Regions from separate parts of the Homo sapiens genome. Here region 1 is linked to region 2. The links are chromatin loops, found by intact Hi-C in ENCODE. Cell type or tissue: MCF 10A. All regions are shown on one strand. Links, peaks and the distances in the headings refer to the core of each region. The heading gives the core; the rest is flanking DNA.

Evidence for each region. Hi-C counts contacts between places; a loop is a spot of excess contacts. Peaks named below come from ENCODE experiments on the same cell type or tissue, not always from the same donor. Only the 100,000 strongest peaks of a DNase experiment are listed, where the experiment ranks them.
Region 1: a loop joins it to region 2, with 4 times the contacts of the local background. A loop is called at or near these places in 3 of 110 quality-filtered maps.

Annotation. Positions count from the first base shown.
Region 1 is chr1:215,880,824-215,898,067 of GRCh38, reverse strand. USH2A (usherin) reads left to right here. Exons shown (of 72, transcript NM_206933.4): 41 at 9,014-9,642. Among named protein-coding and RNA genes, the nearest start is that of USH2A-AS2, 180 kb to the left of the region's middle. In MCF 10A, for the core only: a CTCF peak has its summit at 9,716 (motif pointing left); no DNase peak of the experiment used is centred there.
Region 2 is chr1:216,111,919-216,129,162 of GRCh38, reverse strand. All of the region lies in intron 21 of USH2A (usherin), which reads left to right. Among named protein-coding and RNA genes, the nearest start is that of USH2A-AS2, 48 kb to the right of the region's middle. In MCF 10A, for the core only: CTCF peaks have their summits at 9,178 and 9,387 (motif pointing right); a DNase peak (open chromatin) is centred at 9,362.

The DNA of each region.
Region 1 (17,244 bases), core at 4,854-12,853, 230 kb after region 2:
GCACCTGAGACATGGTGACAGGGTACTGTATATTTTAGATGTCAGTGGAGATGGATGCCATCTCTGAAAGGATATGCAATTGAGTTGACAAAGACTGAGTGATTGGCATTGGGCACAAGCAGTTTTTCTGTCAAGGCTACAAAGCATTGCTTATAAAACCACCCATGTTGACAGCTCCATGCCAGAATCACACTTCTTACTTGATCCTGACCAGCACCTCCTGCTCACCAAAGTGCAATTTTCTTTCTCTTTCTTTCTTCTTTCTTTGTTTCTTTCTTTCCCCTCTCTCTCTTTCACTTTCTTTCTTTCTCACTCTCTTTCTCTTTCTCTCTCTTTCTTTCTTTCTCTTTCTTTCTTTTCTTCCTTTCCTTCATTTTTTGAGACAGCGTTTCACTCTATCGCCCAGGCTGGAGTGCAGTGGCACCATGTCAGCTCACTGCAACCTCTGTCTCCTGGGTTCAAGCAATTCTTCTGCCTTAGCCTCCCAAGTAGCTGGGATTACAGATGCCCACCACCACACCCAGCTAATTTTTTTAATATTTTTATTAGAGATGGGTTTCACCATGTTGGCCAGGCTGGTCTCGAACTCCTGACCTCAGGTGATCCAGCCGCCTCAGCCTCCCAAAGTGCTGGGATTACTGGTGTGAGCCACCTCACCCAACCCAAAGTGCAATTTTCAATGTAGAAATTTCACATATCGTCTTACAGAACGAAACAGAGAAGTCGCCTCGTGCCCACATTTAAATTCCATACCATCAACAGGCACCTTTCTGCATCAGCCACAGCCTCACAGCTTTCCAGTGCCAAAATGGGTCACCAATGGCAATATTTTTAGTGTGACATTTCAAGACAGTGATTTTCAGCAAGCCTGTGACACAGGTGAAACCACAAAGAGAAATCTAGGCAGGCAATGAGCTACAGCCAGAGAAGCAAATGCATGGGTGCAGAGAAGTTATCATGGACAGGGAAACAGGATGTGAAGAATTTTAATAGATTTTTTTTTCAAATAATTTGTCATTTACACCAGTGTGCCACCAATATCCAGTTCCATGCATTTTTAAAAATCTAGTGTGCTGATGCCAAATAATCATAATGCACATTTCCTATGAATATTTTAAATCCTGTTAAATGTGTGTTAATAAAAGATGTTTGTTCCAGCCAATTTGGTCAGTGTAGTGTTTAACTGGTTGCAACCAGATAAATACAAACAACACATTATTTTTTAAATGTGCTGCTGGCAGTCCAAGCACCTGGCATGTCCACAGCTTGCAAAAATGTCCTAAGATTATGTTAGGCTTGGGAGCATGTGATTAATAAAATGAAGGCACTTGCCTAGCAGCTGAAAATGTTGATATCTTGAAAACAAAGATAACCATCACTCCTGATTATATGATTGTTCCTTCTCTCTCGTATGTTTGCAATTGTTTTCTGTATAGTACATGCATGTAGAAATTAGAGTTGGCAGGGAGGGCAAGTTTTTCAAACCTCAGCTTAAATGTGGATGTATTCTTTTGCCTACCGAAATCCTGCCTTGTGTTAACTATGAATTAACCTACTTTTTCTTAAAATTGTGGATTCCCCAGCCCAAAAAAGTTAGATAATCTGTTTCTCTTAAGATTTCCCAGGAAATAAGATTGAAATATGGAATATCTAATTTCAGTCATTTTAATGACAAACATATATGGCATACACAAGCAATTAGATCAACTAATGAAATTGAAATCATTTTCTAAAAATCACTTCCCTACCCTCAAAAAAAAAAACCCCAAACTTGAATTCACTTTAGATTTTAACAATTTAGTTGTCATATATTTAAAAATGTTTGATCGTTTCCCAAATTTGTAGTTTAAAATTCCATATTTATATTTTTAACCACTAGTCTAAGAGGCACTACTGCATAAAACCTGTAGAATTCGAACAGTTTATTCTGTAGGTTTACTTAGACAACTTTTCATTTGTTCATTATTTTGATGACACAGTGATATTTTAAGTACAGTTATATGCTGCACAACATTTCAGTTGATGATGAACCACATATATGACGGTGGACCCATAAGATGATGATATCATATTTTTACTGTACCTTTTCTGTGTTGAGATACACACTTATCATTGTGTGACAAATGCCTACAGTATTCAGTACAGTAACATGCTGTACAGGTTTGTAGCCTAGGAGCAACAGGCTATACCACACAAACTAGCTGTGTAGTGGGCTATACCATCTAGGTTTGTGTAAGAACACTCTAGGATGTTTGTACAACAATGAAATCGCCTAATGGTGCATCTGTCAGAATGTATTCCTGTCATTAGGTGACACAAGACTGTACCATTGCCATGCTATATTTGCTCATTGCATTACATCTTGTTATTTTTTCACATTTATAATTGCACTGTGAACAGAGGAGAGGGCAATGAAGGAAATTGTCTTACTGCCTGGGTCCTGCTTTACTTTTCCCCTCAGCAACCTTCATCCATCCTTCAGATACTCACAGTAATTTACAAAGGAACAGAGGTTCTTCTGGAGTAAGACAGAAAGGCAATGTGAGGTCAATTGAAATCTAGATCTAACAGAACATGCTTCTTCCTCTTTTGTTGCCTGACATAATTCTACACATTCATCAAGCCCCAGCTCAAGTGTCACTTCCTCTGTGAAGTTTTCCTTCTTGTTGCTCCCTTAGAATTTTGGTTTGTGTTTACTAGTGAATCATCAATATCCCCTTCTGAATTGTAACGTCTCAAGACCTAGGGATCTGTCTCAACTATCTTTCTATCACCAGTGTCTGGCGAAGGGTCTGATATAGAGTAGGTGCCCCAAAATTCTTACTCAAAGTACTGATTAAAAGCAGAGTTTGATTGAAGTAAATCCACAAAAACTCAATCAAGCAAACATTTACCGTGTACCTACTGTGTACCAGGGACTAAAAGAGATATGAAAGTTGCAAGGATGGATATGATACTGTTTTTCCCTTGAGATTTCCTCTGTCTGGCAAGGAGCACACACAGTAAAACCATAGTTAGAGTGAAAGAGCTGAGTTGTCCATGAGAGCAAGCTCAGAGGAAGGGCATGGCCCCTCAACATGAGGGCCAGGAAAGCCTACCCAGAGAAGACCAGGAGAGGAATTGGAAATGATTTATATTTGGAGTGCACTTTAATATCAAAGTTCAAATTTACACCATCTCCACTTGTTCAGGGTAAGGCTGGAAAGCAATTGCTGTAAGAGAGCACTGACATATGAGACCTGAAGAGGGACTCTCAGGTTGTCCTGTCGGTCGTTCCAGCCTCTGAGTATGAGGCGAGGAGGGTGGGGACAAGAGGTGAATGTAAGAGAGGGACATCCCAAAAGTGATTCTCATTTTTTTACCTTGGTCAGAGGCAGGCTTCTGGCTGTCCCTCTGATTCAATATTGGCTGCTGTCTTGGCTAGGTTAACGAATGTTCTAGTTAGAGAGGCTTCTGCCAGCCCCAAATCATGTGCTATTCGGAATGAAGGGGAGGGATGTGTAGAAAGAATTCTAAAACAAAACCATTTTTCCTGTTTTTATTCTCACAACCTGTAATAAGAGTAAAATACTCTGAGACCGTGTAACAGAAGAGGAAGGAAACATGTGGTATAAAATTTGATAAATTGATCAAGATAATTCTAGAGTAGGACTTCCGAATCATTTAAGTGCACATATGCCCTTAAGATTACTGAAATTTTAAAACTAATATTGCATGACAAACATCTTATGTTTAGGGCATTTTAGAATTTAAAGTTTCACTTGCATCCTTAAAATCATTCTACGCAACACAAGGAAAATCGGAATATTTTTAAATGAGAGTGGAACATATTTATATGAGTACATTTTATTTAATGAAGAAAGAGGAACTACAAGTTTCAGTAGTGCTACACAACTATTTTGCTTTCTCCATTCCAAATATTTTTCCAGTTGCCTTAAGTACTAACCTCTGATTGCTGACATGTTTTTCCTTTCAAACAGTAATTCAGGTATCTATTTTGCATAGAACAGAAGACCCATGATCAAAAATAACATTTATAATCTTCTGATTTTGAGAGCAAAATGGTTCTGCATGTTTTCACTACATACTTTGTTTTCTGTTGCATAGATTTTCTCCACAAATTCCTGAATTTTCAGAATTAACAAATTCAAATATTTACAATTATTTTTATATTTTATTTTTATAATGTAAGATCAAAAGGAACTTATTCAAGCCAAAAATGACCAATACGGAATCCTTTGAAAGGATGGATTGATTAATCAAAAATTCTATCCACCTTGCCTCAATTTCCCACTTAAGCTCTCGAATCTCCCCTGGGCACTTAAAGCACACTCCTCTTCCAAATATAGAGTGCTTGTAATGTCTGTGTTTCTTACAGCTGAAGACTGCAGGTGAAAGTAATGAAAAATCAAGTTTTTTATGTTTACTTTAAGAAATTAATGAAAAATAATTTTATCATAGCTGCCTTATTATCACTACTTAAATTTTATTGAGGGTGTATTATATGCAAGACACTTTAGCAGGAAAAGTATATCCTCTCATTATCCAGAAATGCTATCTGCTGGCCTTCCACTATTTTTAAAAACTATTCTTGTTCTTTAGCTTTGAAAAAGTTAAATTGTCAATATTTGAAAACTCTCAGTGGACTATGTGAGATCATTCAAAGATAATTGCCACAGGTTGATATTTAATGGCATGAGTTTAGTTTTAATTCTCAAATCTTAAATTCTTAGAGAGTCAAGTATCTAAAAACTGCTGGTTATTAACAAAAAGATGGATGTTTACCATAATCATTTTCTATAGCATTTTCTATAGCACCTGCCTATAAAAGAACATTCTGCAATGCTAAAACAATACATAGATTCATTTAATCTTGTTGTCTTCCTCATTTTGATAATGTACCTGTAAACAGAGTTGATTTGCTATATTTGGAATAATTCAGATAAGTTTTGCCCAAATATAAGGAGTGAATGTGATGACCTTTAGGTTTTTTAGGATGTTTTCCTGACTTCATGAATTCTCACATCAATGCATTTTATTTTCTGCACCAAATTATCGCAGATGCATCTACTACGATTCACCCCACAATATGCCCCAGCTCTAGAGGTTGAAACATTCTTTCTAAACAATACTCTCCTGATATCAGGAGAAATAGAGAAAAATAGTTCCCGAATATTGGTTCTCCTATTTGCAAACTATCAAATAATGTCCTTCCAATTCCAACAGCCTTTTAGCCTTCAGAGGTTTCTTTCATTAAATAATGTTACTTATGTTATACAGCCCATTTCCTTTTTTATCAGAGTCAGGCTGAAAGTTCATTTTTCTGCAAAACTGCAGTGCCCATTCTTAATTTTTGTTTTGAGAAATAACTGTTGTACCCTCTTTATTATCACAAGATTAATAATATTTCTTTATTTTATTGCTCCTCTTACATTTGGATCTTTTATTATGAGCTGTCAAAAATTCTTTTGGGAAGTAGTTGGGGTATAAATAATAAATCGATAAAAGAATTCATGATTAAAGACAAGATAGAATCCATTATTCTGTTAACATATCAGTAGTGAATAACAAAAGGCTACATTGACAATTAGCATGCAATATATTGCTTTATATAATTATACATCCATATATTTGCCACTTTGATTTTTAATTCACTGGTAAATTTAGGGGATACTCATTTATGGAGTTAATATTACCAAAAAGAGTTTTTAAACTGAGCGAGGCTTTAATTAGAATGGTAAAATATTGCTTCAGGGCAACAATGAGAATGTAACAAGAAAACTGACTGATCAGTCATGGGTAACTCGAATAGCAAACAAGTAGAGAAGACTCACAAAACCACTGAAAGTTATATACACACTCAAGTTGTGAGTCATTCAAACTGGGTATTCATACACATGTATACAAATACAAACAAGTGTGTGCGCACACACCCTTTCCAATATACACACCTGAATATAAAACTAAATAAGCAGATTCCTCTGTTAACAATTTTATTACTCTATTTTAGGCTGGGGCTGAACTTTTGAAGCTGATGAGCAAAATAGTTTCCCATAAAAGATAATTTCATTTGCCAAAATGAAACTACTTTCCGTTATTAATGTTGCAATGAAATGGTTTGAAATATGAGTCTGTGATCTGGACAGAAAGGATGCTCCTGTTCCCAGCTCCAAGAGGGAGTTCTCTAAACAATTACACCCACGGAGAGCGCTGTAAGGTTGTATTTTCATCACCGGCCAGCTGAGCTGTGTGCCTGTCATACTCCCAGTCTCCCCTCCAGTGACAGCCGCATTGACAACATGTTATACTCCACATTGATTTTACAGTTAAGGAGCTGATTGTGATATATAGAGATTTTAAGAATTCAGCTGAGAGGCTGACTTTTGCCTTTTATCATTCCATTAAAATTTTATAACCATCTTTTTCATGTCATTTCATCCATGAATTCTTACTTTAGAAAGTGATAGCTACTGCTGTGAGCATAACTTTTCTCATGTTCAGAGCTTTTTATTGTATTAGCAAACTACCCCAATTATAGTTATTACTCATGTTTTACATAATTGTGGTGGCCCTTTCAACCATGCAGTTGCAGGCCAGTTGATTTGTATATAGAATTAGATGATTCGGCTTATCATTTTAAAGCACTAAATTGAAAGAGTGCCAGGAGTCAGGTTTTAACACTTCCCTAGCCAAAGGAGCTAATTAAGCTGCTTTCAGCTTCCTCTCCAGAATCACACAAGTTAAAGGACCCTTCTGCAACAAGAGCAGCGAATCTACTCAGCCAGAGCAGGAAGCTAATAAAATGTATGCTGGCTTTTAAGGGGGAAACAAATCATGAAATTGAAATTGAACACCTCTCCTTTCCCAAGATAAGAGATCATCTTTAAGAAAAGGCTGTGTATTGTGGGGGTTTGAAGTGCAAGTTCATCTCATTATCATGGATGTTTCACCCATAATACTATCATCATATGCAGGAGAAATAAAAGCCTTATCCCCCAATCACAGAGAACAAACTGCATCATTGTTGTTTCTTTTCCCTGAAGATGCTCACAGTTTGATAGTTCACATATGAGGAATAATTATGCAAGACCCAGATGAAAACCCTAATAAAAAATATTCTGATTTTTAAGTGTATATTACTCTCTTTGGGGAAGAGAGGGTGAGATAAGGTTAGACATTAAAGACTTGAATCTCCACCATTGATTTTACGAAACCCAATCTCAGGGGATTTGGGGGTTTTTTTAGATTTCAAAACAACATTGATATCTTACAAGACTCGTACTTGCTTTTCTCTGGGAAATAGCCAAATCTAGATGACAAGCATAAATAAGAAAGGAGCTGTATCCCCATTTTGATATAATAATTGCTACTGCTACTGTATACCAGAGAGCAAAAGTAAGAAATGGCATAGTGGTTTTAAGAAAGCTTTAAAATGAAAGCTAACAAGAGACTGAAACGGAAAGTGTGATTTATACCATGACTGCTGGTTTTAGGGTTTTTTTTAGGGATTTCTCTTCAAATAGGATACATTACCAAATTGTCAGAAATAGCTTGATTTCAGAGTTAGTGCACTATAACATCTTTTGCTTCGAAAAGTGATTATGATTCTACCATCAGTCCAGTTGGTGACAAATACGTGGATCCTGTTGTGTGAAAGTGTACTCATATAACCAACTATTATTGCAGTCACTGGCCCTGCAAAGCAGTGGTTGCATTTAAAATTTCAACCTTCTTTGTAACACTGAATCGCATACACACACTCACAAGATCAACGCTGTTTTAAACAATTACTAAATCCAAGTATATCTTTTTTAAAGATTTTCAATAAAATCTAATGTTCACAGAAAAATCTCATAAATGTCAAAATTGCTGTGGGCAGAAAAGGGGGGATACAGTATTTTCTTGATCTGTTTTAGCAATTTATAGATTTCAGGCCGTGGTTTATAAGAATGCTAAATGTTCTGGAATTACAGCTGTTACTGATCAGTGATTGAGCCAGATTTGTGTTATTGCACCATGTTCTTGCTTGTACCTAGAGAGCAGTAAAGCCTCAATATAATAAAAAGCACCTGCATTTTAAATGAAATTTCAATTGAAAAACTTAACAGCCCTTCAAATTGCAGAATTTAACGCAGCCCAGTAAAGCTTAAATAACACTTTGCCCCCGCAGGCTGAGGGGTTTGCATTCAAGGTGACTTGATTGTGTCGCATGGTGAAATTATTTACAATTAAGGAATTTCTCTGGAGGGCTGCAGAATATTTGCTGTTCCACAACACCTATGCAGGCATATGGTGGGCCTTTTTCAGTATTCATGGAGCCTCCTGAACCTTTATGATAATTGAATCAGTTAGAGTGCTGAGTGGAGCAAGCATAAAACCTGTTAACCTAAAGGTCAGATCTGTGCATTGTTTATTTATCAGTAGGTGAAAGAGCTAAATCGGCAGCTTCTGTCACAGCCACAGTAAAAAATCGCCTATAATATTAACAGGGAGTAGATAAATTGCAAAACATGGATTAGAATGATAAACAGAACCAAGTATAATATAGAATATATAATGAGAGATGCTGAAGGATTTTACTGGGCTGTAAAATATGCAAGTTTGTTATGATAGTGTTATTGATTATAATTAGTTACTGGGGCTCTAGAAAAAAATGTAGGGGAAGCTAGAACTTTAGTAACAACTACCCTCTTGTATGTTTATTAAATTTATTTTTTTAAATCCTCATTTTTTAACCAATGGCTTGAATAAAAAGACATGATTTTGATAAAGCTGTCTTAGAGAGGAAAATGATCATTTTAGTTTCATAATATTCAACAAGTATTTCACACGCAAAATTTATGAGCAAAGCAATCACAGTCCTTGTCTTTATGGCACTTATTTATTTACTTATTGGCCTTTACCAAGTGTTCATTTTCATATCCTTGTAGCAGAGCTATCACTCATTTTAGCTTTGAGGAGAGGTGGGACATTTCCAAGAGGTCTGACTTTCTGGATTTATTTTACTTTACAGAACCTGGACCTGTAGTTCCTCCGATTCTTCTGGATGTGAAGTCAAGAATGATGTTGGTCACCTGGCAGCATCCTAGAAAATCCAATGGGGTTATTACCCATTATAACATTTATCTACATGGCCGTCTATACTTGAGAACTCCTGGAAATGTCACTAATTGCACAGTGATGCATTTACACCCATACACTGCCTATAAGTTTCAGGTAGAAGCCTGCACTTCAAAAGGATGTTCCCTTTCACCAGAGTCCCAGACTGTATGGACACTCCCAGGGGCACCGGAAGGGATCCCAAGTCCAGAGCTGTTCTCTGATACTCCAACATCTGTGATTATATCTTGGCAACCCCCTACCCACCCCAATGGCTTGGTGGAGAATTTCACAATTGAGAGAAGAGTCAAAGGAAAGGAAGAAGTTACTACCCTGGTGACTCTCCCGAGGAGTCATTCCATGAGGTTTATTGACAAGACTTCTGCTCTTAGCCCATGGACAAAATATGAATATCGGGTACTGATGAGCACTCTTCATGGAGGCACAAACAGCAGTGCTTGGGTAGAAGTTACCACAAGACCCTCACGACCTGCTGGGGTGCAGCCACCTGTGGTGACAGTGCTGGAACCCGATGCAGTCCAGGTAAGATACTGACTATTCTCTCTCCTTTGCAGACTTAGGAATGTACCCTGGATTGACTCTGTGTTGAACAGAGCCATCTACTGACTAAACAAACGCATTTGTTGTTTTAGGCATTCACTGGAGAAACTGGGTTTTGGCCTTTGGCCCAAACTATCTTAAATTCGATGTCAGTTTTTCATTTATCCCTGTATCCCCTTAATTATATTGTTGAGATGCTTCCATTTGCCTCGCACACCTGAAATATTTTGAATGCCACAATGATGCTTAGCTTAACCACCACGTCAGATTTAAATAGATCAGAAAATGAGAAGAGATGGGAAAATAAGGAGGAATGAATTAGCATATTAACAAAATTTTCCATTACCAATAGTCTGGTATTTTTTAATAATCAAAGAATCAAAGTAATGGGGAAAGAAATAAAAATAGCATATTAACGGGCTATCCAGAAAGTGTTCAATTATTCACCTCATTCTATTGGGAATGAACTCTAGTGGACAGGATAACTACCATTGTTTTGGCTGGCATACAAACTTCATTCAAGGGAAATTAGTGTAACCAAACAGGAGGGAGTTTTGTAGCTTAGAAGCCTCTTTTGTGTAAATACACACAGGCTTCCATGGATTCAGTCTTGTACTACTGCCAAAAGCATTGGTACAGTAGCTTGCTCACCGGAGCACAAAACAAAGGACATTTGCATAACAGCAAAGTTCATCTGCTGAAATTATTACTTGGATCTATGTTGTGTGTTCTCTCTCCCCCACCAAAAGCAAACACTAGGTGATGCTAAACAGTGTAAATTGTTGGAGAAATTTAATTTAACCTACAAATTAAAAGCTATTTTTAAAAGTCTTTGTTAGTTTTAATATGAAGCTGGTCAAAGCAACACACATTTTTGATATAAATATGTGTATAGAATTCCATTCATTAAACACTAATGGGAAATTAATTTTAAGTACACGATATACGATGTTTATTGTATGAACTGAGCAATGTAAAGAATTGCTCTTGATTCAAAATAAAAACAAAACCAAAAACAAAACCCAAGCATAGAGTTAATAATCATTCCAGAAATGACTTTTTTTTTCAATCTTGGGGGAGTTTTGTAAAACTTTGGTAGCAGTACCAATCACTATGATGCAACAAAACAAACACAGTCTCTTTACAAAGGCAACACTACATAATGGACATTGTTCTGGATTATTTCGAATAAAAATCTTATAACTAGGCGTTACTGATTGTGGCCGATCTGAAAAAGAGTAAGTATTTTCAGGCCGGGTGCGGTGGCTCACGCCTGTAATCCCAGTACTTTGGGAGGCCGAGGCAGGCAGATCATGAGGTCAGGAGATCGAGACCATCCTGGCCAACACAGTGAAACCCCGTCTCTACTAAAAATACAAAAAATTAGCCAGGCTTGGTGGCGGGCACCTATAGTCCCAGCTACTCGGGAGGCTGAGGCAGGAGAATGGCGTGAACCTGGGAGGCGGAGCTTGCAGTGAGCCGAGATTATGCCACTGCACTCCAGCCTGGGCGACAGAGCGAGACTCCATCTCAAAAGAAAAAAAAAATAAGTATTTTCAGAGGAGGAACTCAGTGTACAATTCTGCTTGATTCAGCATATATAAACAATAATTAAAAGTATCAGCTTGCCTGGCTTTTTCTTCACATTTTTACCCTCTTTTGATTTTGTAATATCATCCATGAATTAAACAATATACATGGCTTGTCAGCCTGCTAGAGAAGTTTAGATTAGCGTGGCTAGAAAGCTGAATCTCATAGGCACTCACCTGAGGCCACAAGGCATTGGTAACCCCAAGTCAGGAATCTCAATGTCTCTAAGAAGGTGTCTGAAATATATGAACATGGTACACTAGTAATATTCTAAAAATTCACACTTTTTATTCTCATCTTATAACTAGGAAATAAAAAGTTATCAATAGAATCAGCAGGAATATTCAACTGAGTCTAGTATTTAATGCTATATACTATTTAAAGAGTATTAAGATAACATATCTGTCCTTCAGTATTATTGGCTCACATGTTCAGAACGATCTTAAGACTTTACCGAAGTGGACGTTCTCGTGATATAGCTTAGCTGGTAAACAGAGGTATATGACAGCTAAACAACGACTTCTCTTTGTAAAATATGAGATTTAAAAGTCCAAATTGCAAATAGAAAATATTTTATATGAAATAACAGAAGGATAGTCATTAATGCATTGGTTAAGAAATTAATTCAACTATTTATCATAGAGGGTTGTTCCAGGTATTAGGATGGATGAAGGAAATTGACAGTAATATTAACAGCAGTAACAATAATAATTTCAGTTCTATTGACATTTACGGAACATCAGTACATGAGTGAACATCTTTGTAAGTGCCTCTTTTAGGCAGTAGGGACACAGAAGAGATCAAGATGAAGTCCCTAGGCTCATGGCGATTACATTTTAGACAGAATGCAAACAAATAACTATGTAATATACCTGGAAGTAATAAGGACTTGGGGGAGAAGAACAAATTGAGTGTAGAGAAATATGGAATGCCAGCTGATAGGGTGGGGGATAATACAAGGAGCAGAGTTGGTATTTCACCTTAGTGTTACTCATTTTGTGCAATGTGGTTTTTTTCTCCATACAATGCCACCTGTAAGAATTACAGTCCAATAGGGAAATCAAGAGAGACAACACATACTTAGGCTAACTAGAAAATAAATGCAATGTAACATATTAGTAAGTACTAAAAGAGGTGATATGACTTGGTATAAATATGAGCCTTGAGAAAGGCAAATTGGAGAGCACAGCAGCATAGATGAAATAATATGCTTAAAATCTTATTTGATTACAAGAAAAATAAATATATAATGTCAAAGAGTTGTGTCACCTGAATAAGTGAAAGCCATGCACTTTTATTTAATATTTAATCACCTAAGAAAATGTATTTCATTTTATAAGGTTGGTAAAAATGCTCTACCAAGACCTAAAACAGTTCAATGAAACTATAGACTAATTTCATTTATGAGTACAGATTCAAAATTTCTAAATAAAAGATTACCAAATTGAATTAAGCAGTATATTAAAAGAATGATATACAAGGACAAATTGATTTCATTTTAAAAATGTAAGGATGGTTCAACATCAAAAAATCTATCAACATATGTCTTACATCAACCAATTAAAGTAGAAAGCCCATATGGTTTTTTTTTATCAATAGATGCAGAAAAAAAGGCATACAATTAAGAAGTTATTTCTAACAAAAAGTCAAAGTAAAATCAGATTAGGAAGAAGGTACTTAAATGGGATAAAGTCAATGTATAAACTGCTGTACTGAAGCCTTGAATTGAGGATTGATAAGAAATAACATGTATAAATAACTAAGTTGCATGACTATGATGCACCAAAAAAAAGAAAAAAAAAACTTCTTTTATGATAACATCATGAGCCTGTAAACCTTGATGCCCCTGTCCACTTTTTCACAGGTGAAGCAGAATAAAATAGAGTAATCCTGCAGCTGTCAGCTCCTCTTATACAGTAGGGTCCTCACTCAGCTCAGACAGGTGAAGCCACCAGCCTTGGCAGGTGCGCCACAAGGAACAGTGTCACCCAGACCACAAACATGTGTAGCTTCCTTCCCTCTGCTATGTACACTTAGGGTCACTCATTTATGGGTTTGATAATAAAGCAAAGTAAAAGAAGTTGAGTCTTAATCATCATCCTCATTGACTTTTAAAGATGGGCCAATGTTTGATGTCTACTTAAAATAAACCACAGACAAAAAGTATAAAACAGAGGAAATAAAATAATAATGAAAATATATTCACTGAGTTCATGTTATGTTCTAGAAATTGCTTTCATTTAATTCTTACTACAACTGTGTCAGATAGATGCTATTGTCATTCCCATTTTACAGACAGGAAAACTGAGAATGAGGGATTAAGTAATCTGCATAAGATTACATAAGGAGTAAGAGTTGGAATTCACACCCAGGCAATAGGGTTCTGGAGCCTATGTTCTTCTCTACTTCTTTACACTGCAACAAATGGAAAAAAAGTGCAATCTTCCTGGATGGAAGGACTTAACTCCATAACAAGACAATCCTTCCAAAGTCAACATATAAACTGAACATCATTCAAATCAGAATGCCGATGTTTTTTGTTTGTTTTATTTCAAACTGGATAAAATAATTTTTTATTTTTTATTTTACTTTAAGTTCTGGGATACATGTACAGAACGTGCAGGTTTCTTACATAGGTATACATGTGCCATGGTGATTTGTTGCACCTATCAAACCCTCATCTAGGTTTTAAGCCCTGCATGCATTAGTTATTTGTCCTAATGCTCTCCCTCCCGTTACCCTCCACCCCTTGACAGGCCCCAGTGTGTGATGTTCCCCTCCCTGTGTCCATGTGTTCTCATTGTTCAACTCCCACTTACGAGTGGGAACATGTGGTGTTTGGAACATGAGGTGTTTGGTTTTCTGTTCCTGTGTTAGTTTACTGAGAATGATGGCTTCAAGGATGAAGCTGGATAAAATGATTTTGAAGTATAAATAGAAGACTAAATGATTGAAAATATTATAGAAAATTGTGGAAGAATAATGAGGTGGTACTTTCTGTAGTATGTAAACTTACTTTAAAGCCATTGAGTTATAATAATATGGTATTGGCATGAAAAAGACAAATGGTCATTGGAACCAACTAGAGAGTTTAGGTATAGATAACGAGTATTTGTTGAAATGACTTATTGTAGGTAGAATCTGCATTTTATTTCATTGGTAAAGAATGGTTTGCTTTAAAAAATGATACCAGCCCGACCAACTATCAATGTGTACGGAAAAAACAGATCCCTTTATCATATCATATTATAAATAAATTCCCATAAATTAAAAATGTTAATGTTAAAAAAGTAAAAATCTTAGAAAAAAAGGAGAATTTCATGTAATCTAAATGTAGGGGAGCACTTTCTAAAGAAAAAAAGAAACTCAGTAGCTTAAAAAAAAAAGATAGCTATATGTAGCTAGAAACAATCTGATTGATTTTCTAAGGCATAAACTTCCCCCCCACCCACCAAAAAAAGTTAACATCCAAAAGATAGATCTGGAAAGTACATCTGTAACACATACTACAGACAAATCAATTTCACCTTAATATGCATAGGCCTTCTAATAATTTATAATACAAGATACTTTAATAGAAAATAATTTAGGTAAGAGGATATATTAGGTTGGTGCAAAAGTAATTACGGTTTTTACCATTAAAAATAATGACAAAAACCACAATTAATTTTTCATTCATACCTCACATAAAGTCAAGGGAGTGAAAATTAATTAAAGAAACAAGTAATATTAGCAAAAACGAATATCAGTAATTTCAAGAGTTTGTGGAGGCACAGATCACGGATAATTTCATTGTTTATGATAAAGTGAATTTCCCCAACTTTTTAAGAAAGTAGTATATCAATAATGATTAAAATTAAACATGCATTTTCCTTTTGGCATGGCAATACTTGGTAATCTTTCCAATATGAAATAAACACAAGAGCACATATTGCATACATTTTCAAATTTTATTTTTAGCATAAAATAATGTCAGTAGGATTAACAAATAATTTGTTTTCAACCATGAAAGGAATATTATGCAACCATAAAAAATAATAGGGTGTGTCCATAATCAATTAAGTCTGAAAAGCAAGTTCCAGCATAAGTGGTAGAGAACTTTTTTTCTGTGAAAAGTTTTTAAAAAATAAAAGAGAAAGAGAGAGAGACCTAGGATATGCAGGAGTATATTTGCTTTGCTTGTACGAGCATACAAAAAGTATGGAAGAATAAACTTCAGACTATTAAGTTTTCACCTGAGTGAAATAAAACAGAGCCACAATTAATGTTTCTTGTATTTATATATTTGTACTCTTTCTCTGTCTGATTGAAAAAATACAAATAGAATATTTGAAATTAAAAATTAAGATTAATATTTTTAAAGGAAAGGAAGACATTGTGAAAGACAACTTTATTTCAACAAATATTTATTGCACATCTTGTTCTGTATGAATTTTTCAGGGGAGTCCATCATAAGAGGAATTACTACACTGTACGGAGTCAAATATTCCCACATGATCTTTCTTTATGGTACATTTTTATCTTCTATTGACAAAATACTCTTAGAATTATGCAATCTTATGTCTACACACGATGGCAAGGATTGTCTCATCACATTAGACATGAGGGTTCCGAGGCCTGGAGATGTTAAATGTTTTGCCTAAAGCCACACCGCTTTGAGACATTTATCATCTCTTAGTCCATTCTTAACCCATATATCAATCTTTATAAATGCTCTTATTCATGAAGTTCTTCAAAATAGTTTGATGGAGTTAAAGAAGTGAGGAAGTTGCTTACTATGCTTTTGGGTGTTACTCTTTTCAAGCCTGAAGCCAATCAACTAACCTGCATGTCTAAGTTTCTGCTTAAAATGGGGAACTTTGAAGGTGCCATGATTCTTTTTAGAGAGACTTTTCAGGGATGTAAAAGAGCTGCTGAAAGTCAATCGTTCCTTAAACACTTAACCGGCAATTTAGCCGTCCTATTTTCTGAAGACTTACAATAAACAGAAAAAATGGAAACCTGAATCATTAAGAACCACTCAAATAAAAGAAGTCATTGTGATAGGAAAGCCATCTCTGAAATAAACATTTTATTTCCAGTGCAAAACTATAATTCTATTTAAAAGTTTTAATGTAATATTATTGTTTTAAAGAACACATTTCTTGCTTATTCAGGCCAATAACATGTTCTTTTGTCTGAATTTTTAGGGATGCAACAATATTTCATAATCTTTCTTATGTACAATGGATATACAAAAGGTCATAGGAAATTAAACAAACTGAAAGTTTTAATCTCATATATTTTGACCACATATACAATAATAAATGTGGTCTTAAGCATAGAAAAGAATAGAATACAATATTTAGTTAACTGGCTCCTTAAAATTCTTGGACATGGGCAGGGCGTGGTGGCTCATGCCCGTAATCCCAGTATTTTGGGAGGCAAAGGCAGGTGGATCACCTGAGGTCAGGAGTTCGAGACCAGCCTGGCCAACATGGCAGAACCCCTCTCTACTAAAACTACAAAAATTAGCCGGGTGTGGTAGCACACGCGTATACTCCTAGCCACTCAGGGGGCTGAAGCAGGAGAATCGCTCGAACCCAGAAGGCAGAGGTTGCAGTGGGCTGAAATCGCACCGCTGCACTCCAGGCTGGGTGACAGAGTGAGACGCTGTCTTAAAAAAAAAGAAAAAACTTGAACACATTGATTAATTGATTGATTGATTGATTGAGATGGAGTTTCACTCTTGTTGCCCAGGCTGGAGTTCAATGGTGCAATCTCTGCTCAGTGCAGCCTCCGCCTCCCTGGTTCAAGCAACTCTCCTGCCTCAGCCTCCCAGGTAGCTGGGATTACAGGCACCTGCTACCACACCCAGGTGATTTTTGGTATTTTTATACCTTATACAAACATTAATTCAAGATGGATTAAAGACTTAAATGTTAGACCTATAACCATAAAAACCCTAGAAGAAAACCTAGGCAATACCATTCAGGACATAGGCATGGGCAAGGA
Region 2 (17,244 bases), core at 6,217-14,216:
TGTCCATCAATGGATGAATGAATAAAGAAAATGTGGTACATATTCATGATGAAATATTCAGCCATTAAAAAAGAATAAAATCCAGTCGTTTGCAGCAGCTTGGATAGAACTGAAGGACATTATGTTAAGTGAAATAAGCTAGGCACAGAAAGACACATATTGCATGTTCTCCCTCATAGGTGAGAACTAAAAAAATTGATCTCATGGAGACAGAGAGTATAATGATAGTTATCAGAGCCTGGGGAAGGAAATGGGGAGGGGGATAAAGAAGTGTTCGGTAATGGGTAATGGGAACGGAAGTACAATTAGATAGAAGGAATAGGATCTAATGTTTGGTAACAAAATAGTGTGACTATAATTAACAATAATTTATTGTATATTTGAAAATAACTAGAAGAGTGGAATTGGAGTGTTCCCAACACAAAGAAATGATGCTTGCTTGGGGTGATGCATATCCCAATTATCCTGATTTGATCATTATACATTGTATGCATTTGTCAAAATTTCACGTGTGGCCCATAAATATCTACAACTATTAAGTAACCATGAAAATTAAAAATTTTACAATTTAAGAAAAGTTAACTTGACGAGAAAAAGAATACAGTTTGGAAGTCTTCGAGGATAGATAGGAAGAGATTTTCCATTTAATTTGGTTTTAAATGGGATCTTGTCTATGTTTGCTCAGGGTAATCATATGAAAGGCATTATAATTTGAAAGCTTAATCTCAAAATAGTACTTTTTTTGGTAACCAGTTGTCTTGCAGCAAAAACAAAAGCACTGAACTTGGGTCAAAATACGTGAATTCAAATCCATACTTTATACCTTCAGAATCAAACACTCTAAGCCTCATTGCGTTACTCTTTAAAATAAGGAAAGTGCATCTAAATTACACATTGTTTTTAGTAGCAAATAAGTTAGATGAAAAAGCATCAAATGTAATGTTGGGCATACATAAATTTTCAATCAACTTTTAACTATATAATATTATCTGAACAAGACAAGTGAAGAATACAATTGTAATTTTTTAAATTGCAAGGCAACAGTTTCTACCCTAATAATATCTACATTTTCCTCATAAAAGTCAGTGCATCAGATTCTATACAGTATGCTCTTCAAATTCTTGGCTCCAAAGTTAGCAAATTAAACATCCCATCTCATTTCTAGTTTGCAGTGAAATTCTCAAAAAGTTTCCAGAATCCCTGATGTTACTCATCCTGAGCTACATCTGACTTCTAATCAGCATCTTTTACTTAGAATACAGATAGCAAATCTGGTTGGCAGTTATTTTCCAATGATTCTTCTGCCATACTGATGCTTTATAATGGCTCCAAGGAAAGGCCATTCTACAAATAAAAGCAAAATTAATAAAAGAATGCGGGATAATTGACAGTTTTGCTACAACAGCATTTAATTTGAATCCTTTGAAACTTACTCTTCACTCATTGATTTTTAGGCTCACAAATTCTTTGTGTGAATTCTCTCTTTTACTTTTGCATTGTGAAATGATTTATCATTTGGGTAATTTTCCAGAATTACACTTTATTATTTTGTAAATGGCATGCAGCACAGATGGATATTAGCAAGGTCTCTGTATAAACGCCAGCAATAGAGGTGGTAACATTGCCCTGAGAGTTTTCTCCTGAAACAAATCAAATAAAGAAGAGAAAGCATTGCCAAAGCTGGCCATGACAGAGGAAGTGGATCCAATAATAGACATCTCGATGGATACATATATATGATTCAATATTGTGTGACCTTTACTTTCAAACTCACTTTCAGAAAATATATTCTAAAGGGGTGCCAAGGATATTGCTGTCTACTCTCTACTGACTTCCATGAAAGGAAACACCATTCCTCTGTATCTCAGTCATCAATGAGTACATTTATGAAAGAGTTTGGCCATTGTCAATTCTAATGCCGTTAAGAAGAACTTGAGCATAGCTTACATTTTTTTCCTCATTTTACTCCTACTTGTATATTGCTTTGGCATATACTATTAGTGCAATGCTGTGACTTCCAAAACTTCTCAGAAAGTAACAACTTGGACTGTTAAGAGACTCCAGCATTTGAAATATATTTTAATGCAAACTGTCTCCCTGAAGACCTCTATCCATAGCTAAGATAGTTGTATCCGAAAGCTTTGCGCTTACTTCTTTGCAGTGCTATTTGTAAACATTGGCATAGTAAGAGTGATAAATTTCTATGGAATCATCTTTATCAAACATACATTATAGAAGTAGAACTTATTCCAGCTAACCACATTATCATGAATAGCATTTTCCATATTTCTTTGAAACAATACAATAGAAACAATATTATCTTAAACATTAAGTATCCCCATTGATTGGTCCAGTGAAATACTGCTTGGAATGAAGGCTTCAACTTTAAATCTATTTAATCAAATTTGGTAAAACAATCATGGATCAAATATATTATTAATGTTACGTGGCTTTTATTATTATTATTATTATTGCAAAAATTAGGAGCCTTGGTTTTTGTGGCCTTATTCTATTTCAGTTAGATATAATATCTCCTGGCCTTGGGTGCTTTTTACATACAAATGGGGTAAAATAGTTATTATAAAGAATAGAGATTGAATAGATGTGCTTAGAGTAATGTCTGACACAAAGCAAGCACTCGGCCCAGCACAGTGGCTCATGCCTGTAATCCCAGCACTTTGGGAGGCCAAGGCAGGCAGATCACGAGGTCAGGAGTTCAAGACCAGCCTGGCCAGCATGGTGAAATGCTGTCTCTACTAAAAATACAAAAAATTAGCCAGGCATAGTGCCATGCACCTGTAATCCCAGTTACCCGGGAGGCTGATACAGGAAAATTGCTTGAACTTGGGAGGTGGAGGTAGCACTGAGCTGAGATCCCGCCATTGCACTCCAACCTGGGTGACAGAGCAAGACCTCATCTCAAAAAAAACAAAAACAAAACAACAACAACAAAAAAAGCAACGGCTGTTAATTGCCAGGAAGAAGAGCTCCTACAATTGTTTCATGTGCATTTAGGCACTCTCTTCCATGTGAGACCCCAAGCAGTCAGCAGGACTATCAAAGGAACCCTTTTAAGACTTAGATATCTATTTTTAATTCTTGCACTGCATTTCTACTTTGATAAGGGGAAAAGGCATTAAAACACATTTTTGAAATGTAAATTTCCAAAGTTACAAAAATTAACCCAACACATCATATGCTCTTTGAATCACTTAAATTGGCAGCTGTCTTATAATGATAAAAGACCTACGGCGTTCTTAGATGATGTCTACATGATGCCAGACAGCTAATTGAATTAAGGAATTAAGGAAGATATCAACTAGTCCTTCCCCTTATTTGCCAGATGAAGAAATGGAGGCCAAGAAATGTGTAGTGATTTATTTACATCAGGGGTTGAGTCTGTTGGTCGTGAGAACTTCTAGCCTAGTTATTTTTTCCACCCCATCTATCTGTCCTGAAATTTGGTTTCTTATTGCTGCAGCATTGAAGAGATGGAACCACTAAAAAAATACTGATAAAAAGATGTTTATCCAGAGGCAACTTTAATGGCAACTCAAACTATTTGAAATATGATGGAAAATTTGTTACTGAGTGAAAAGGCCATCGCACAATCAAAATTGATGTTTAAAGCTCGCCTACTAACTCTTCCACACTATCCAATGTAGTGGTCCTCCTTCATTTTGCTCTTTAGAGTTTCCCTAATTTTCTTTATGCATGCATCTGATTTCATCTTACTTTAGAGAAAATACTAACAGTGTATGTCTAGAACATGGCAGATTGGAGCCTTATAGCACGAGAGGCAGGGAAAAGACAGCTAATAGCGATTCACTGATAGGAGAAGAAGGGGTCCCATATTGTTTGAGTTTTAGATAACGTTTAATGATCTTCCTGGATAACAGATTCTATGAGGATTTTTTTTTTTTGCTTGTTTAAATAAAAGCTGATTCAATGATAACAAAAGGAGAGACAGTAACTTCAGAAAAATATAGATATGCTAATTCTTACATTTGTAGAGCCCTTTTGATATTAAGGTTCAAGATCTAAAAATGTAATTCTCATTCAAGACCGTATAAAAATTGTTAGTTCTATATAAGCATATTGAATCACTGATAGATTAAAGCACATTCATCATACTCTAGAAAACAAGGAAATGTGTAATATATTTGATGTCATTTTTATTACAATTGTTAAAATAGTGAAGAATAAACCTGTTAACTAGAAATCTATGCATGCAGAATGTCTTATTACCTAAATAACACCAGATAAATGAGGTGTTACTGTCCACAGTCTCACAACAGAGACATGAAAAACCCTTCTTTACACTGGTAACCCTTAATTAAACTGAATTTTTGGTGTGTCCCTTCAGGAGAAGGTCACCATATCAGCAATAATTAGGGGAAATGGCATTGTGAACATTACTGGATGAGATGTGGTGTATTTCTTACTTTCAATTATTGCCTCCTTGTTTGAATCATTAGCATTTGGCAGATTTGTTGCTGAATTTGTTGTTCTGATTTAAAACTCGGTGTAAGGTTGAATATGTTCTTATCTTGATCTTATATTTCTGCCATGACTTGCATTTCTTGCTGAGTTTCTGACTTGAATTGCTCTATGTTTTTGCTGAGCTTTTGCTTTGTCTTGTTGTATTTCTATCTGGAGGGGTTTCCCTCCGCCTTTTTCTTTTTGTTATATCTCTTCTTTGGCCTATTGTATTTCTCTGGCCCATTCATTAGCTTTTTTTTTCCTTTAAAGTTATTCTCTTGTTCAGTATATGCAGTACCTAATCAATACGCTTCCTTGCTTGCTGCAGGATTTCCAACTTACTGTGTTTTCTGTCAGCTTTGATACTGCCTGAGAGGGGTTTCTGTGCTTTGGCTAATATATTGTTGTCTGAATTCGCAGTGTTTTCAGCTCATTACACTGACTTTAATTTTGATGTATTTGTATTTTATCCAGTTCAAGTCATGTTTCTTTCCTCTGTCAATTTAATTACTTTCTGCCTGGGCAACATTGTGTTTATACAATTGCTGCTAAAGCGACAAAAGGTTTCTATTTAAATTACCACCCAGAGCATCAGCAATTCAGCCTAAAAAATATGCAGAACTCCTCTGATTGATGTCTTACCTTTCTGTGGATAAGGAAATCTAGTCTATTGAGAGGATCTTCTTTATAGAACATAGTCAAGCCTGGTTTATAGCTGTAGAGTCATTAACAGAGGAGATGAGTGTAGGGCTATGGGGTCACTGTATGACTTCTCTGTAAGAAAAAAATGTATGACTAGGTTCTATTCAGTACAAGTCATGTCCTAACAGCAGGAAAAAGAAAACTTTCTTAGGTGTTTAACTTATATTTAGGTGGGCTACCCAAGCTCCAGCTCTTATTTTTCTATGTGTTATATATATTATACACATTTCTGGGTTTGAATCTTGTTCTTTCTAATAATTTTGCATTGGGCTGTGTAAGTCAGGAACATTGAATTTCCATTGTGTACATAAAACTATAGCAACTGGTCTAAAAACAAATAATGTGGGAAACATAGTAACTGTTCCTGTTTTCAAAGGCTTACAATAATGCGAAAAAAAGGGAAAAGCTTATGAGCAATACATCTTTGAAAACAGAAACAGTGAAAACACTCCAGTAAATACATAATTGGTTATTAATAGAATTTTAAATTGGAGAGGCATAACAATTGCAACAGCTCTTGGAAATGCTTAGGAAACTGAGGCTTATAGGTTTACCCGAACATATGTCATAGATAACATTAATCAACTAGCTGATGAACATGACCAGCAAATGCATTGATTGCCTGATCAGCAAATGCTTCAACTGTTTTGTTTTACAAGACTTAATATGTTTAAACAACAACTTACTCTTTACCTACTTTTTAAAAATATCCTTCTGTATTTTCTGCAACAAACCATTGTTGAGTCCCTGTGCTTAACAAAACTGTGCAACTGTGCTATTTACCCAGAGGAAGAAGAAAGATTTTTTTAAGTCAGTTCTTTTCTGGTAAGTGTAACTTTTCTAGTATTGGATAATCTTTCTGAGCCTCAGTTTTCTTATCTGTATAATTGGCATAAATGAACCATGAGAAACAAATAAAATGACATATTCAGCTCAGTGTGTGTCACATGGTGAGAGACCCATTAAGTTTGCTCTTTTCCTTTTGCCTTTCTCTTTTCAGTGTTCAGTCATTATACTGTCAAATAAATTGGAGTTTCTGGCTTTTCTCACACTCAAGATTATTATGATATACTACACTAGTACATCTGACCTTGATAAAAAGCAATTTTCTATAGTTTAATTGTATAGCAATAGGATGGGAAAGTCTCTGATTCTCACTCTGTAGCTTCTTCTTCCCAGGGCTGGAGTCATTTAATCTCTACCTTTAGGCTCATTCTACCCTGGTCCCTTGGGTCATGAATTCATCTGGAAGATTCAGACTTATGCTTTAAGGCTCTCAGAAACTCAATCTTGCAGAAGAATCTGGCCTCCATTTTGTACACACTTTGTTCAAAGAGCCTCCTAGCACCTTCCCAAGACCCACATATACCACTCCCATTTTCTCTCTTGGTTCTGGTGATTGACTCTCTTTATGTTCTTGGAAAGCTGCCTAGTATCCTAAAACCAGTATTGCTGCCTGGCTGTTACCAGGCTGCACCCTCGACTAAAGTTGATCCCCTGCACTCATCTTTGGACTCTAGATTTCTATTACATGCACATCCCTTGTGCCAAATTATGCTGGCTTGTCTGGCCTTCCAAGTTTCACCTATTGTTATGCTTATTTGTCAGTTCAAGTCTCTATTCCAGCTCTATCCCACTTCCTTCTTTCTTTAGCCTGTGTCCCTCTCTTGGATCCCTGAAACATTTTGAGTACTAGCTACTCCTATGTCCTGCCCATGTGATTAAGAATGATACTTTTCTCCCGTGCTTGCAGCTGGGTAGTCATACTCCATACCCACCCAGGTAAAAATGTCTGGATCCAAATCTACCTTTCATAACAGATCTGATGTGCTATTCTAGACAGCTTTACTCCATGATATATTGCAGACTTTATGTAGGTTAACAAAGCATTATGGTGTCATTCTTGTGACAGCCCTACATTTTCATTATGATTTTTGTGTTTGCGGTCCTTTTTGTGACAATTTCTTTTAGATGAAAATGCTTTTAATGAAGCCCTTTTGGTACTTGGGAGCCTCACTGGAATGGATTTAGTACAAACTTGCCTTATTTCAAATTTATGTTCAATATTGAACAACACTGTTACCCATATTTAGGACAGTAGACAGGTAAAGGTTGCAGAATTTTTATGAAATATAAAGCAATATCCACTGTTATAATGAAGCACTACATAAAATTGTATAATACGTGAGTTTCTTATTCCTCAAATAGTCTAACTGATTGTTCATTGGGCTCACTCAGCCAAAAGTAGAGGGAAACTTTGTACAGACATCATTAGTTTTTCTCCATTTAGAGATTAATCATGAAGAGCTCTGGCTCTTTAATTCTGTAATTTGTATATTTAATGGGCTGCTGCAGAATCTATGACAGTAATTAGCATAGCCTGAAAACTCATTAATACGCAACAACATGATTAATGCAGCATTAATGCAAACATGACTGAAGTTATTTGGGTTATGTAGTAAGAAGATTAAAGCTAAAATGTCCTGTTTGTTTTACCAGTGGTGAGTATAATAGAGTGGCAAAAAAATAAAATAAAAACAGGTATCAAATTAGCTGTTTAAAAAAAAGAAAAAAACCAGCAAAATTTAAATCAAGGTGATTTTATTTTTCCCTTAGGTCTAAAATTTGGGATATAAGTTATGTTCTTTACTTTTATATTTATTCATTTATTCATAAATTTATCATTACTGAAGGAAAGTTCATTCAACCTTTTAGTTTAACATAGTTAACCTTTTAGCAGCTTTAACATAATATTATTAGTCTTACATTGGAAACAATTTTAAATTGTACTAATCTTTGACCAATACATTACACATTTCTGTTTTGAAACTAATATATATTATTGGCTATGCCAAATAATTAAAGGATTTGTTCCTACTTATTCAGAAGTTACATATTATGCCCTCTTCTCACTGTGTTCACCTCTTAAATAAATGTTCAAATACTTTATAAAATACTACCATAAAACTCATTTTTTTAAACAAAACTATCAAATATGACATGTTAAATACTGAAATAATCAATAATGTTTGGGGATGTAAAAGTATATAAGTTTTGCTTGTTCTTGCTGTCTCATGTAATCATATTGAAGTCCTCTCATTCTTACTTTTTTTTGGCTTTTCTTTTTTGAGACGGAGTCTCACTGTGTCGCCCAGACTGCAGTGCAGTGGCGCCATCTCGGCTCACTGCAATCTCCACCTCCCGGGTTCAAGCGATTCTCCTGCTCAGCTTCCTGAGTAGTTGGGACTACAGGTGCCCGCCACCATGCCCGGCTAATTTTTGTATTTTTAGTGGAGACGAGGCCGGGTGCGGTGGCTCGCCCTTGTGGTCCTAGCACTTTGGGAGGCCGAGGCGGGTGGATCATGAGGTCAGGAGTTCGAGACCAGCCTGGCCAAGATGGTGAAACCCCGTCTCTGCTAACAATGCAAGAGATTAGCTGGGCGCTGTGGCGGGAGCCTGTAGTCCCAGCTACTCGGGAGGCTGAGGCAGGAGAATGGCGTGAACCCGGGAGGCGGAGCTTGCAGTGAGCTGAGATCGCGCCATTGCACTCCAGCCTGGGTGACAGAGCGAGACTCCATCGCTAAATAAATAAATAAATACATAAATAATACAGACGGGGTTTCACCGTGTTGGCCAGGCTGGCCTCAATCTCCTGACCTCAGATGATCCATCCACCTTGGCCTCCCAAAGTGATGGGATTACAGGCGTGAGCCACAGTGCCCAGCCATTTTTTTTTTTTTTTTTTTTTTTTTTTTTTTTGCTATTTAGTATGACCTGTTTTAATAGCGGTCCTAAACTTTAAATGACTTATTTTTCAATCTTATAGTCAAATGTCAAGAGTCATTAATAGTATCTCAAACAAAACTTGCATTTTAAGGTTAAGCAATCCTGGATGACTGAAAAAAATATGTATCTGCTTTTTTGTACTTATTTTATTCTAAATCCACATTAGAAAAATGTTTATGATTTTATTCTTTTTCAATAAAAAAAAACAAGTGAATATCCACGAAGTACCTGACTCTTGGCTAGGTGTTGAGGAGGAAAAGCAAACCCATCAATGTCTGTGCACTTGGAAATAACCATCTGGGAGAAGAGAAGCTCCTTTCAACCTAGGGATGTCTATAGATAAGAATGAAATTGCACCATAGAAAGAAAGCATATCAACATTGCCTGCTACCAACAGATGGCACTGTTAATGGTTTGTATCACAACTGTATTTGTGGGACCAATAGATTTGCTAACATTCTCAGAAGGTAGTCTGGAAGGAGAAGAGCCTCTGTTAAGGCAGTGAAATGATATACATGCTCAATTTTGTTTAATTATCTTGTCAAAATTCCTGGAAAAAAATAAAAAAATATATTTATATGGGATATTTCGTTTAATTAAAATACATCATCTTTTACCAAAATTAATATATGTGAAATTAAATTGTAGTAGAACTTTAAAACAACATAGAGTTCCTATTGCTTTGAATAATTGGTCTTTACATTTAGTATTATATTATATGTTATATTGTTATGTATACCATATATATAATGTTATATTATATACTGTAATATTAGAGTAGCAACTGATACTCACAAAGCTAAACAACTCAGTTCCACTGAAATATACCAGATTTTGACTTAGTTTTAAAAGGGAGGACCTAGAAACAGAGAGAAAATGCATCAGTGGGTAAAATCATTTACCTCTAATGTTTTATTTCACCTCTATGGTTTTTAGTGTACTAGAGAGCTGTTTAATCAGACCATTACCAAATTGAATAAATGGCTACTTAGTGATTACTGAACTATTTAGTGATGGGGTTGGGGAGAACTCCTTTTTTAAAAATAAGCCTTTTGAATAGTTCATATAAGACCATCCTAATAAATAAAATGGAACAGAATGTGTTTGCCATGTAATAGCTTAGTGATTTTTAATTTCTGTATTGTGATGAAACAACCAGCTTTTCTAGAATGTAGCCAGTCCTTTGTTTCTCAGAAGCTGTGCACACTTGCGGCATTCAGTCCTAGTGCTGCCATAACAGAGTTTCTAAACACTAGTTCAGAAATGAGACATTTTTGTTTAGTCTCTGTTTGGGCACAGCCAAGAGTTTAAGACTGTACATGGAGAGAAACTTGCTTTTTTCTGTGGATGTAATCCAGGGGACCTGTTGAGGTCTTTAATGGGTGGCTGACAGGATGAACTGGGCATTCAATATTAAAGGGTGGTATCATAGCAAGGGGGTTACCCCAGCAGAGTTTGTAGATCAGGAATTGTTTAGAGCCTAGATCTTGGGAAAGTGAACAAGAAGCATGTTAACTAAAGATAAAAAACAGAAACCAGGTATTGTCTTTTTAAACTCTGAGCTCTTGGAGTGGCGATCATGTCTTTTCCATATTAGTATCTCCAGTGATGAGCATTGTCTGTTGGAGACACTCAATATACATTTCTTGAATAGAGTAAGGATTTACTGGACTTTGACACAGAACTAAGGTTCTGTGTGATAGAGGTCTGTGTGCTTATGAGAAGCTGGACTGTGTAGGTGAGGATGCTAAGGCTCCTGTTCCCATAGAGAAGTCCTTGAGATGGCTCAAGCTGCTGGTTCCCTTTTTTCTTGGACTTTGCAGGTATTCAAGGTGTCTCTAGTTAGAAGCTTTATGTTTTGTAATGGGTAAAAATAGTGCTAAAATATATAGCTCTTTGCTATTTATACCAAATTGAGGGTCTCTCAGAACAAATACAGTGGACGGATTTTAATAATAATAGCTAATACTTATATAGGGCCAAATAGTTCTGAGTACTTTTCATGTATTTAACTCATTTAATCCTCCCAAAAGACTTGTGAAAGAAGAAACTCTCGTTGCCCACTTCTAGAGGAGGATATTAGGTGTAGAAAAGTTAAACGATTTGTCCAAAGTTACATATAAATTAAGTGCAGAAGCTAGTTTTTGAAAGCTTGGCTCTAGCATTTGTTTTTTAATCATTAAGCCAAACATCAAATTCCCCTTCCCACACTTTTTTTTTCACTTTTACCAAAGAAATATCTTAACAAAATGACTCCTTTGGAGGAGGAATACATGCATATATATATCTGTGTATACATGCATATATATATCTATATATGTGTATACATGCATATATATATCTGTGTGTGTATATATATATCTGTGTATATATATATACATATATATATGTGTGTCTGTGTGTGTATGTGTGTCTGTGTTTCTGTGTGTATATGAGGTCAGAGTGAGGGCCAAGAAGCTATTTTTTCTCTAAAGTGGTTCATATATTGCAAGTGATTTAATTGAGGGAAGATATAGTTGTATTAGCTAAAACACTTAAAAGTTTATAAATAGGTGTGTCTACACAAAGGCAAACATTCCTCTAATTTCTAAACAGTTTTTACTTCTATTGAATTGAATATGCCTAATATTTTAGTGTCCTGATGATTAAAGTATGAGGAATGAATTAATAACCAGGTTCAAATATGTGTATTGTTACCATGCAGATCTGTTAATACTTATTAATTCCCACATCAGTGTGAACTAAGGAAAATGAAATTAAGTTGCATTAAGAATGTGCTCAGTTATATATAAAGATTTACTTCCTGTAAGAGTGATTATATAATTATATGGTTTACTAAAATAGTTATGAGATTTTATTCTTTCATTCATTTGACATGCATTATTGGAATCTTAGTATTTTCAAACTACGTATTTGGAGATAAATATTGCAGTCTGACCATAATGATAGTTTAGGTATTCCTTGGCCTGGAAGGAGGACACTAGTTCATTTTATTAACATGTTCTTTGTCTGTGGAGAGCCTCCACAATGCCATTTTAGTAAAATACTGGATCTTTACTAAACCATGGCTACCAAAGACAAAGTGTCATTCTAGGCAGCCAACAGACTTCTTGCCCTACTCCTGACAAGCAAAATAAAATAGCCTGGGGTAAGAGAGGTAATGGCCATGAGTTAAGTCATTTTCATAGTTATGCTAAATCAGCTTCCCTCAGGAGCACCCCCTTCCTTTCCTTTCTCTGTTTAAATGAGGTGGAGTATGATGTGACTATTCCAGCACACTCAAAATTAGATGTGTGATCAAGTATTGATCTTCAGGAAGTTCCTAATCCTGTCTGATGTTTTCTGTGTTAGCTTTTTTTTTCCTTCTGTCATAATGTTAGATTAGCCAGCACCTTCATTTTGTTATTCCCTTACTTTTTAAGGCAGGATTCTTCTGTACAAGAACCCTGAAGCGACCCTAATATTGTATCCAAAATGTAGGGTCAGAATCAGGAGTGGAGACTGTGAGTTCATTGTGAGTTAACAGTCTATTATTTAAAAGTGCAACAAGAAAAATAGTTTTGCTTTCATTCCATTTCTGGGACTCTAATTTTTTCCAAGGGAGTCTGGCATAAAGTATCGTATTGGTCCAATTGCTTGGGATCCACTGAGATTGTTACTAGAGAGGGCTTTGGTGTAAAACCCCAGAGTAAAATTCTTTAATGTCCTTTTGGGTCATTGAACACTTTCTACCATTATGCTTGACATGGACACCATTGAAATCATTCCAAGGTCAAGGTCACTCAGCAATTTTACTAATGCTTCAAGTTAGTGGAATTTTATTTTTCCCCCCATAATGCTTGTTTTACAAAATAAAATACAGTATATTTTAGTAGATATTGTAAGATCAATTTTTGAAATTTCTTTTATCAAAATAAATATAAATTTTATGAAGTATCTGTATGTTTATTATATGTAAACGTGCAATTACAAATATGAAATATAATTTATATACATGTATCTATGCATGCACCTGGATCTTATTTGAGGTATAAAACATGAAACTAGAACTAATGTGTTTTACAAATATACGTAAAAAGTTATTATTTTTTTAATTTTATAGAAACACAGAGTAAGTAATGATAAAAATTCATTTGTATTAAAAATATTTTTATAACTACAATTAGTACTAACATTTTGCTTTAGCCTAAGCTTAAATGCTTTATTTGCTAGAGTCACTTGTTAAAATACTAAAAATTTTACAAGGTATGAAGGTAAAATAGAAATTATTTCAAAAAAACAAAAATGCATGCTGAATTTTCTCTTTTCCTTTATAAAACAAGCAAGTCCTTTATGTAGATTTCTACAATTCATAATTCAATGTCATTAAATGGCATTCAATTTATATTTTAGACTATTATGATTTCAATTTGAGACACAATTGTTTTCCAAATGAATTCAATGTGGGGTATATTTATGTAATAGATGAAATGTATTTCATCTATTTTGGAATTGAATAAATTCAATTTATTCAATTGTTTGGAATTGAATAAATACAGTACGTATAAAGGGAGGATGAAAATGTACAACTATTGGATGTTGATAGAAGCATTCTGAATAAGAAGCATTTTTACAATAAACTCAAGTATATTTTTATAATGTACTTTTTAATAATACACTGATTTTAAAAGTCTTTTTTATAATGTACTTTCATATATTTTTTCTTGAGAAATCTTGATCTTGTATTGACAATTGCATAAATATATTTGTGCCCAGCACAATGGCTTACGCCTGTAATCCTAGCACTTTGGGAAGCTGAAGAGGGAGAATTGCTTAGTCCAGGAGTTCTAGACCAGCCTGGGCACTGTGGTGAGACCCTGTTTCTACAAAAAAGTCTTTTAAAAATTAGCTGGGTGTGATGGCACATGCTTGTAGTCCCAGCTACTCAGGAGGCTGAGGTGGGAGAATTGCTGAGGATTGTTTGAGTTCAGGAGGTCAATGATGCAGTGAGCTATGATCACGCCACTACACTCAAGCCTTACAACAGAGAAAGACCTTGTCTCAAACAAAACAAAACAAAACAAAACAAAACAAAACAAAAATAAATAAATATCTTGGTATGTAAGGGCAATTTGGGGTTGATAATTTGGAGAGGGATGGAAAGATACATAGATGCCTATATCTACATAGATAGAGCTCTCTCTATACATACGGATACAGATATAAATAGATATCTATATGCAGATAGATATATATCTATGAAAATACACATCTAAATAACCATAGATATCTATTAATATCTATGTATCTGTATCTATCTATACATTTTAACTTAAAACTTTATATACACATAAGCCTATAGTTCTATATTTGTAGCTAAGTTTAAAAAGCTATTCAAGGGAAGCCCTGAGTTGTTCTTTTATGGCATCTGGTGGCATTTCATATTTGACGTGTTGGTTGCTATTGGTGTTTGCACTGGTGAATCCTTCCACTGGAAATTTCATTTCTTCAGGGTTTACCAATCACCTAAAATGTTTTCTTTCTGGATAATATCCCCTGACTGCTTTCTTCCTCTTTTAGCCTAAAGTTTCCTAAAAATTTAAAATGCATTGTAGTCAGCTTTACTTACCTTTCACAGAATAGCAACTCAAGAAGTGTATGCTAAGAGGAGGAATAAAATTATGTAAAAAATGAACTAGAAACATAGTTACCTAAGACAAAAATAATAAGTGGACAAACCAAGAGTAAACATTTTACTTAAGGGTTTAAAAATGATATCAATTTTTACTAGTTAGGGACAATGAATAATGCTTATCACCTCCACTGTTATTTAGTGTTGTTCTGGATGATATAACCCATGTGTAATGACAGAAAAAAGAATTATGGCTGTTGAAAAGGAATAGATGAAATTTCCAGAAAATAAGTTTATACCTAAAAAAGCCATCAAAACCTATTATAAATAACAGAAGTACAATAAGATGGTTAGCTATAAATAAATACATAAAAATAAATATTTTTTCCATAATTCAGCAATAACAAATCTGAAAATGATCTGATTCTTAATATCAATTAAATATATAATAAGTACTATAGCTTAACAAGAAATGTGCAGGATCTATTTAAGGAAAAGAGAAAAGAAGAACTTATAATAATCATTTTAATACAAAAGAGTGAATTAGTTGATAGGTAGCTAAAAGCAGAATTTTAAAAATTTACTAAAAAAAGCAATTTTGTAAGTAAATTTGTAAGTAAGAAAGAAAACTGGAATATATCCCTATCTCACTTTACATGTCAAAATAAATTACAAATTTTATATTTAATACTTTATTTTTTCCAGAAAATTAAATATAAAAATACAGAAAATGAACAGAAAAAATATAAGTAAGTTACAAATTCTGGGCTAGGAAGCCCAATTATAAAAAGCAAAGGAAGACGCCATTATTGAAAACATTTAGATTTTAAAACAAAAATAAACCCCCTTTTTACATTTAAAAATAACATTTAAAAGTCAATTGTTAAAAAAAAGTAAATGACTTTAACAAGTGACAGACAAAGAAACCATACCCTTAATGTGGAAAAAACGCTTACAGATCAATAATAAGGATGCACAAATGACAAAAAAGTATCCAAATGAAGAACTACGATGAAAGTTCAAAATCACTATTCATCTTGTAAATACAAATTAAAACTAGAATAAGATTTCATTTTAAATCTATCGAATACTAGTTGGCGTCTTTCAGAAATGCCAGGCCAAACTATTCCTGATGCTAGAAATGTTTTGCCTGACAGTGGCTGAAAACTATTTATAACATATGGAAAGGAAATTACACAACTTGAGAAATTTCTTGCAGTGAACTCAGAAATGAAAAGGCGGTTAGATGACAATTTCAGTTCATTAATTTATAAATTCACATGCTACCACAGATTTTAGAGATCATGCAATTCAGTATCTCCATTTAAGAGTAGGAATCTATGGGCTATTCTGCTCAGGAAATCAGCACTATAGCATGTATATGTATTTCATAAAGTATCTGGTGGATATTACTTTCTTGTTTTGTTTTTTTTTTTTTTTTTTTATCATTTGGAGGTTGTAAAGCATGATCAGTCCTTATAAGGGTCACATTTAGACAGCTACAGATTTTAATCGTTCCAAGGAAGGAATGGGGGATTATTTCAAAAGACGAAAGAAAACATTCTTTGATCTAAAAGCAGAACCACCATTTGACCCAGCAATCCCATTACTGGGTATATACCCAGAAGAATATAAATCATTCTACCCTAAGGACACATGCTCGCGGGTGTTCATTGCAGCACTATTTACAATAGCAAAGACATAGAATCAACCTAAATGCCCATCAATGACAGACTAGATAAAGAAAATGTGGTACATATACAGCATGAGATACCATGCAAACATGAAAAAAAACAAGATCATGTCTTTTGCAGGAACATAGAGCTGGAGGCCATTACCGTTAGCAAACTAATGCAGGAACAGAAATCTAAATACTGCACATTCTCACTTATAAGTGGGAGTTAAATAATGAGAACTCATGAACACAAAGGAACAACAGACACTGGGGTCTATCTGAGGGTGAAGGGAGGCAGAAGGGAGAGGAGCAGAAAAGATAATTATTGGGTATTAGGCTTAATTCTTGTATAATGAAATCATCTGTTCATTGAACCCCCGTGACACAAATTCATGTATGTAACAAACCTTCACATGTACCCCACAACCTAAAATAAAAGTTTTTATAAAACACATTTCTTTGTTTTATACAGACCAGAATGAAATCATTTCTCAACACTTCTTTTACATTAAAGCACATTATTCTTGTTTTTTTCCTCAGGTATTGCCCTACTTTTTAATCCTAATCTATAGTTCCATTGTAATTTTTAGAATGCTAATCTAATATTTATTGAATTCTTTTGTAGTAAGCAACTGAAAAAAATTTAATTTTCAAAAGGAAGAAAAAATACATGTTTAAATAATAAGATAACACAACTTTGGTATTCTAAGGAATGTTTGGGGATTCATTCCAGGGCGCTCATATTTTCAGGTTAGCTTTCAACTGTTATTTTGTCGAGTATAATCAATGGAGATTTTGTTATTCATGTATTTATAGAGCTGGTTAGCCATAAATAGTTTATGAATGGAGACATTTCTAGCACCACCTAATGGCAGTCAAGTAAAAAGAAAAAGTTTTTCTAATTTAGGAACTGTTTTGCATAATTTAAATTAAACTATATAGCCAGAGTTACTTCCATATGAAAATGAACTTTTACATTCCCTAATGC